Linked DNA regions of Mus musculus: region 2 is linked to region 1. A link is a contact called in ENCODE Hi-C or POLR2A ChIA-PET data. All regions are on one chromosome and are shown on one strand. The core of a region is the stretch at or near the end of the contact, and the rest is flanking DNA. Distances in the headings are between cores, read along the strand shown.

Region 1 (3,384 bases), core at 401-2,900:
CCCAAAGCTAGGAAGCAGGATGTGATGGTATATGCTTGCAATCTCGGCACTGGGAGAGTAGGAGGCGTCAGGACAGTCCACCAGGCAAGCTCCAGGCCAGTGAGAGACTTGTCTCAAAAGAAAAGCAGATGACTTCTGAGGGACAACTCCAACTCCCGAGGTTGACCTTTGACTCCACACATATGCATTTGTACCCACATGTATGTGAACCCGGGATACAAAACCAAATGAGCAGAGCAGCTCGTCAGTGTTCCCACCCAGTGTTCTCTTTTTTTAAAATAACACCTTGGCCTTATCCACAGGAAGGACATGTGTATTGGGCCAGCCATGCAATGGAGATCAACGAACCCTTTCAAAAGGCATGCCAGCAAAAGAGCATATGACACACATGAATACATCAAGGCTAGGAGGAGGAAGTCACTATGTCCTCACAGACAAGCTGAGGATATGACCAGCTATTTCTTACCAGGTGATATAAAACATATTGACAAGTCAATATGTCTGGCCCAGCCCTGGCAATATAAGACATATTGATAAGACAAGAGCAGCATGTTTGTTAGATACTGAGTGCTCTTCTAAGTGCTTTTCTTGGCATTAACATAATTTTGTTTTCAAATACTAGGAAACAAGGTCTTGCCATATAAACTGGCTCTTAACTGTAGCAATCTCCTGCCTCAGTGTCCTGAGTGCTGGTATACACTACTATATGCAACATCACACACCACTCTTTCCTCGCATTCATTCATATATATATACATATATATATATATGAATCAATTAATTAATTAATTTTGTTACATCGTAGACAGGGTCTCATGTAGCCTAAGCTGTTTTTGAACCAATCTTTCTGACTCAACCTCCTGAGTGCTGAGATTACAAGTATGTGTCATCACATCTGACTCTAGATGCTTCAGTCCCAACTATGTACGCAGGCACTAGACTTTGAGTTTTAAAAGGACCAGGACCGGTGTGCACCACTCTACAGTCTATGCTGGGCAAAGCAGCAGAGGCCAATCAATAGTTAACTGTTTCCGGGTGGACGGGTGGAGGGTCGTGATATAATCAACAGTTGTAATATGCCAGAGAGCATCTCGGAGCTACTGTTGCTTTAGTTTCTCTATCAGAAAACCTTCTCTGGTCTTCTCCCTGTAGTCTCTCTCCTTGTTACTCACTGTCATATCTTTAATGTGTAACTGTCTCCTTCCTCTAGACTGTAAGCTTCACGAGAGCAGAGCCTCGTCTGTCCTGCTCTTTGTACCCTCTGCGCCTAGGTCTGTACTAGGCACGTGGCTGTCGATCAACAAATACATGCTGAACAAATGAATGAACATGGAGGAAACTGAAGCTTGGGAGAAGGTGGTGGGGACCGGGGATCGTCCCAGGTCTCTCTAGGACCAAGCCTTAAAATGAACCGGAACTCCAGGCTCTGGTTCTCCAAGTGGGGGGAATCACAGCGGCTGGGGCAGTGTAAGCCTGGCTCCGCCGCGAAGCCCGTGGGCTGGAGGGTGCCGAGGGCGCCCGAAGCACGGTCCTGGCTCCTCCCGAGCACCACCGGTGGGGCCCCGGCACGTACTTACCTCCCCGGCTCCACACCCGAGATGTTCAGCTGCAAAACACCACAGCTTCCACAGATCCAGCACTTCCGGGGTCAAACTGCGATTCCGTAGGCGCAGAAAGGAAGCCAACCTGCTCTGCCTGGCCCCGCCCCCGGCGCCAACTGTGGAGGTGGGGAATGCCACGGCCACGCCCCACAGAGACGACCCCGCCCCCTGGAGGCGCAGGAATTTGACCCTGACCACTCCCTCTTGGTGGCCACCCTCCTGGGTTAAGGCAATCCAGTTTGGGAAGCTCTCAGAAATCCAGGCTTCCACCCTACTCAGTTACCAGTTTTCAAATTTAATCCAGAGAAGTTTGAACGAGTCAAAATCACAAATGTGACGTTGAGAGAGCAGAGGAAGGCAGATGAGCTCGTATAGTTCACTTACCGAACGCTCTAAAACAGTTAAAAATGTGTAGTTATGGCTTTTGATGGTGGTTACTTCTTAGGTTAGTAAACAGGAAGATCCCACAAATGAAAATGGAGGTCTTCATCTTGGCGGTGGCCACATACACAGACGGACAGATGGGTTTACTTAGGCAGACTTAGCAAATTGTACACTTAAGATTTGTCCATGTATTTAGCCGGGTACACTGTAGGCAAGCTGACCCAAAACTCACTGTGTAACTCAGTATAGCTTGGAACTGATGACTATCCTCCTGCTTCAGCCTCGCAGATGCTGGAGTTAAAAGTGTCTACCACATGTTGTTTAAATCAGAAAGGCTGAGTATAGCTATTTTAAGAACAGGATACATTTTTTCCAAAGAAATGTCTCAGATGGTGAAGAGCTAGTGGCTCCCAAGGCTGGATAAGGATCATCACAGAAAACTAGTGGGTAATAGCCAGCTGCTGCTGCTGGTGCAGCCTGTAATTCTAGCCCTTGGGAGGCTGAGGAATGACTGAGGGTTCCAGGACAGCCAGGGCTATACTGTGGAAGGGCTCACATTGTCAGGAAAACAAGCAAATAGTTGTGAAGTAATGGGAGAGATGTTAAGCGGCTGAATTAGTGGGTAGATGGGCTCTAAACCAGAAATGGGAGGAGTGTGCTAATTGGTTATATTTCACCACGAAAAAAGTTCTCACAGACTTTGCAGCTTATTACAAAACAGCCCACATTTTCTTTGATTAAGAATCTAAACCTGACTGGGTGGTGGTGGCACAGGACTTTAATCCCAGCACTAGGGAGGCAGAGGCAGGCTTATCTCTGTGAGTTCAAGGCTAGCCTGGTCTACAAAGTTAGTTCCAGAACAGCCAGGGCTGTTACACAGAAACTCTGTTTTGAAAAACAATAAATAAACAACGGATCTAGGCATGACTTAGCAAGTCCTGTTTACATCTGAGTGTCCCACAAGACTTCAATCAAGGTATCAGCCAGGGTTGGAGTCCCAGCTGAAGGTCCAAAAAGAATTTGCTTCCAAATTCACAAACCATGTCCTGTCTGTCTGTCTGTCTGTCTGTCTCTGTCTCTGTCTCTTTCTCTCTGTTTCTCTCTGTCTGTCTGTCTATCTCTCTGCCTGCCTGTCTGTCTGTCTGTCTCTCTGACAGTGTTTCTCTGTGTAACTCTGGCCCTCCTGGAACTAATAGTAAACTGTAACTAAGTTTATTAACTAATAATAAACTGTAGGCCAGGTTGGCCTTGAACTCAGATTTGCCTGCCTCTGTCTCCCAAGAGCTGGGATTAAAGCTGTGTACCATCACTATCTAGTTTGCTCTTTCTTTCTTCCTTCCTTTCTTTTCTTTCTTTCTTTCTTTCTTTCTTTCTTTCTTTCTTCCTTCCTTCCTTCCTT
Region 2 (3,384 bases), core at 456-2,955, 41 kb before region 1:
GGGATTAAAGGTGTGTGCCACCACGCCCGGCTTTCATTTGTTTTCTGTGTTGAGTTTCAAGATAAGATTTCAGCAGAAGAAAAGGTTAGCTGCTAAAACTGATTTTTCAGACCTACAGGATCTAGCTGGCTCCCAAGTCTCAGGCCTCTAAGTCTTTTCAGATTTTTAAGATCTGCCATCTGGGCTCCTCAGTCAACAGTGGCCCTTCCCTTCCCTAGACTGTAACGGGTAATGAACTCAGCTGCTCAGACCCAGTCTCTAATTTGTCCCTGGAGAGCCCCCTGGGCAGTGGAGGTGAGATCAAAGCCAGCAGCTCTCGGAATGGTCTGTACTTAAAAGCACCTCCCCAATCCAGCAGTTGTGCTAGGACGCTCCAGGGTCAGAGGCAGGGAGAGCCAGAGGGAGGCAGAGCTTCCCCTCTGCTCTTCACACTGCACTTCTTTTATCTGCCACCTGCCTAGGACATACCTTGGGGGCCTCCTCTTCCACCTCATCCTCTTCATCCCACTCCTCCTCCTGCACTTCGCCAGGCATTTTGGTTCTCAGCACCTGAGGGATGGTGAAGGGCCTGAGGGTTGGAAGAGAGAAAGAGAGAGATCAAAGACTGAGTCTACTTGGAGAGTGGCCTCCTGCCTCAGGGAGAAGGCTGGGGAGGCCCTGCTCGGGAAGCCAGGGACCCCACAGGGCTTTTAAAGCAGGCTTCTCTTTAGTTCCCAGATTCTTTAAAGAAAGGTCCCATGGTCTGTGTGGAGAGAGCAGGAGGAGCTGAGCTTGAGCCCTAGGGATCTCCAGTGTTTTTTGTTCATCAGGGAAGCCCTGCTTTCATTAGCAATGGGGGAATCTCTACAAGATTCTGCTGAGGAAAATGTTCTGTACTTGGGAAAAACATGCAAAATGACTTGCCAAGACCAAATAAATGCTTCCTGTGGGCTTCAGTGTGGGCGGAGTTGAAGGAGCTTGTGTGTGTGTGTGTGAGTATGTGTGTGGCACTGGGTGTGTGTGAGTGTGTGTGTGGCACTGGGTGTGTGTGTGTGAGTGTGTATAGTGGGGGTGGCGGTGGGAGTGGGAAGCCCGGCTGCCTGCGGCTTGGGCGCTCACCTGCGGCTGATGAGCTCGTCATCAGAGTCTGCATCGTTGGCGCCCACCTGGTTGCCATCGTATGTGTCGTCATACTCGTCCTCATAGTCATCAGCCTGGTATTCTCCTGGCTGCAGGGGGACCTACAACAGTACCCTCGGGGGTCAGAGAAGGGGGCAGACCGCTGATTTCCCACGCCCAGACAGAGGCCCAGGCTGGGCAGCCTACCTCCTCTACCACCACGCTGTACTTCTGGTAGCGCTGCCACTGTGCCACCACAGCCTGCTTGTCATTCACCAGGCTCCTCACGTTCTCCTCCTTCCTGGAGCCAAGGACAGCCGGGAAAGAGGGAGACAGTATCGGGTCAGGAAGGCTGTGGGGCGGGGGGTGGGGTAGGGCTAAAGGCCCAGAGAGAGGCTGAGTTCGCTTCTTTATATCTTAGGTCATGCTGAGGCTACATGCAGTTTTGTACTAAGCCCACCAGGAAAGGCCCAAGGTCTCTTGGGCAAGGCCAAAGGGGGTCTGCCTTCCTCCTCTCACCCCCTCACTATGGCAGCTCCTGAATTTCTGGTCTACAGTGCCAGTTTCCAAGTAAGAGCACCGTGGGAGGAGGAAAGTCTGCTGGTCCAACTGCCACTGTAAGTGAAGACAGATGGGTGCAGCCGAGGGGGAAGGGACACACTTGGCTCACACTGAACTGTACATCAGTGTCAGCAGGGGCTCGGGTCTCCACTGTGGCTTTGCAAACCTGTAGAAAAAACTTGGTTTGCCAGCCATGTACACAGGCCTGTGGAATGTGGTTTTTGGCCCTGCAGGGGAAAATCAATTAGAGATGCCAAGCAAGAGATTCAGCTTAGCAATGAGATCTGGTCTCTGGATCAAGAGGAGAGGGTCCAACAAAAAAAACAAGACACAGATTCTGCACAGACCTTCTAATAACTGGCTCTGGGTGGGTGGCAGGAATCTGAGTCTGTAGGAGCCTGAGACACGGTGGGATTGTAGCCTCAGTATGGTCAGTAAAGCTTTGATGCCCCATGACAATCTTTATTAAAGGCCTACTATATGCTAGGTAGCATTCTAAGACTGAGAAGGGAGGAGATTTAGAAATGGGTCAGACATATATCTGTACTCAGAGTGGAGTTGTGGGTGAAAGGCACAAAATATGCTGAATGGAGGTAGGTGTACCATGTGAAAGAGACAGAAGTGAGCCCTGACTGGTGCCCAGCATGGGTCTGGGGGCAGAAGTGAGGAAACTCTATGACAAGTGGGTATTTGATTGTACCAGGAGCCCCACAAGGGGACAGAAAGGATGCTGTATTTGGTTTAGATCTGAGAAAAACCTTAGGTAAACAGGAATCTTAGCTGGCAATAGTGACTCATGGCTATAATCTTAGCATTATAGATGCTGAGGCAGGAGAACTGCCAAGAGTTAAAGGCCAACTTAGGCTACAGAGATCCCTATTTCAAATACAAAATCCAAAGTTGGGCATGGTGGCACATGCCTGTGATCGCAGAGAGGAAGAAGCGAGAGGATCAGGGGTTCAAGGTCATGCACAGCCACACAGCTACACATCAGCTACAGACCAGCTTAGGCTACGTGAGCCCTTGTCTTTTTTTTTTTTTTAAAGATTTATTTATTATATGTAAGTACACTGTAGCTGTCTTCAGACACACCAGAAGAGGGCATCAGATCTCATTATGGATGGTTGAGAGCCACCATGTGGTTGCTGGGATTTGAACTCTGGACCTTTGGAAGAGCAGTCGGGTGCTTTTACCCACTGAGCCATCTCACCAGCCCAAGCCCTTGTCTTAAAACTACTAAACACCAACCATCCAACCACTCCAGGAATCTTTTCCAACCACCAGGATTGGGACTGTGGATCTGTGACAATGGCCTTGGCACTGTACCTGGCTCTCTTTGCCAGGTTGGGAAAGGGGTAAAAAAATGAAAGGGCTCTAAGCTTATCCAGGTAGCTGGCGAGAACAGTCATGCATCCTGAGAGACCAGATTCTGTGCTGGGCCAGGGACCAACTAAGAACCAGAGGTTTCCCCGTCAACTTCTGATTTCTCTCACCCCAGTAGTCTCTAGTTATCTGGCTCTCTGCAGGGCCAGATGTGGAAGCCACCCTCTGTGGACACGCCCTGCACCCTGGGAGGCAACAGGCAGCAGAGCAGGGCCTGGGAGTCTGTCTAGGGCACTGCACTTGGCTTCTTGACGACATTCACAGCCAAGGAGAAGAGTGGTGCAGAGCAGCTGGGAGAGATGCGGTCATAAGCCAGGCCTTCACCCAGAGACGCCTGTGGAG

Evidence for each region. Hi-C counts contacts between places; a loop is a spot of excess contacts on that map. ChIA-PET counts read pairs that join two places held with the same protein, here RNA polymerase II (POLR2A).
Region 2: a map of mouse embryonic stem cell shows a loop between it and region 1 (2.1-fold over the local background). The contact joins the enhancer-like site here to the promoter of Ascc2 in region 1. A Hi-C loop is called at or near these places in 1 of 37 maps with a recorded cell type or tissue (mouse embryonic stem cell). POLR2A ChIA-PET finds 5 or more read pairs at or near these places in 3 of 5 experiments (Patski and embryonic stem cell).

What each region holds. Positions count from the first base shown.
Region 1 is chr11:4,636,016-4,639,399 of GRCm38, reverse strand. Ascc2 (activating signal cointegrator 1 complex subunit 2) reads right to left here and starts at 1,650. Exons shown (of 20, transcript NM_029291.2): 1 at 1,578-1,650.
Region 2 is chr11:4,677,267-4,680,650 of GRCm38, reverse strand. It overlaps Ascc2 (activating signal cointegrator 1 complex subunit 2), which reads right to left. Exons shown (of 20, transcript NM_029291.2): 16 at 1,306-1,399; 17 at 1,099-1,220; 18 at 469-568. Among named protein-coding and RNA genes, the nearest start is that of Gm51883, 21 kb to the left of the region's middle. Within about 2 kb of position 1,705, at least 1 of the 3 ENCODE cell types and tissues checked has a DNase peak (open chromatin) inside an H3K27ac peak, as active enhancers do.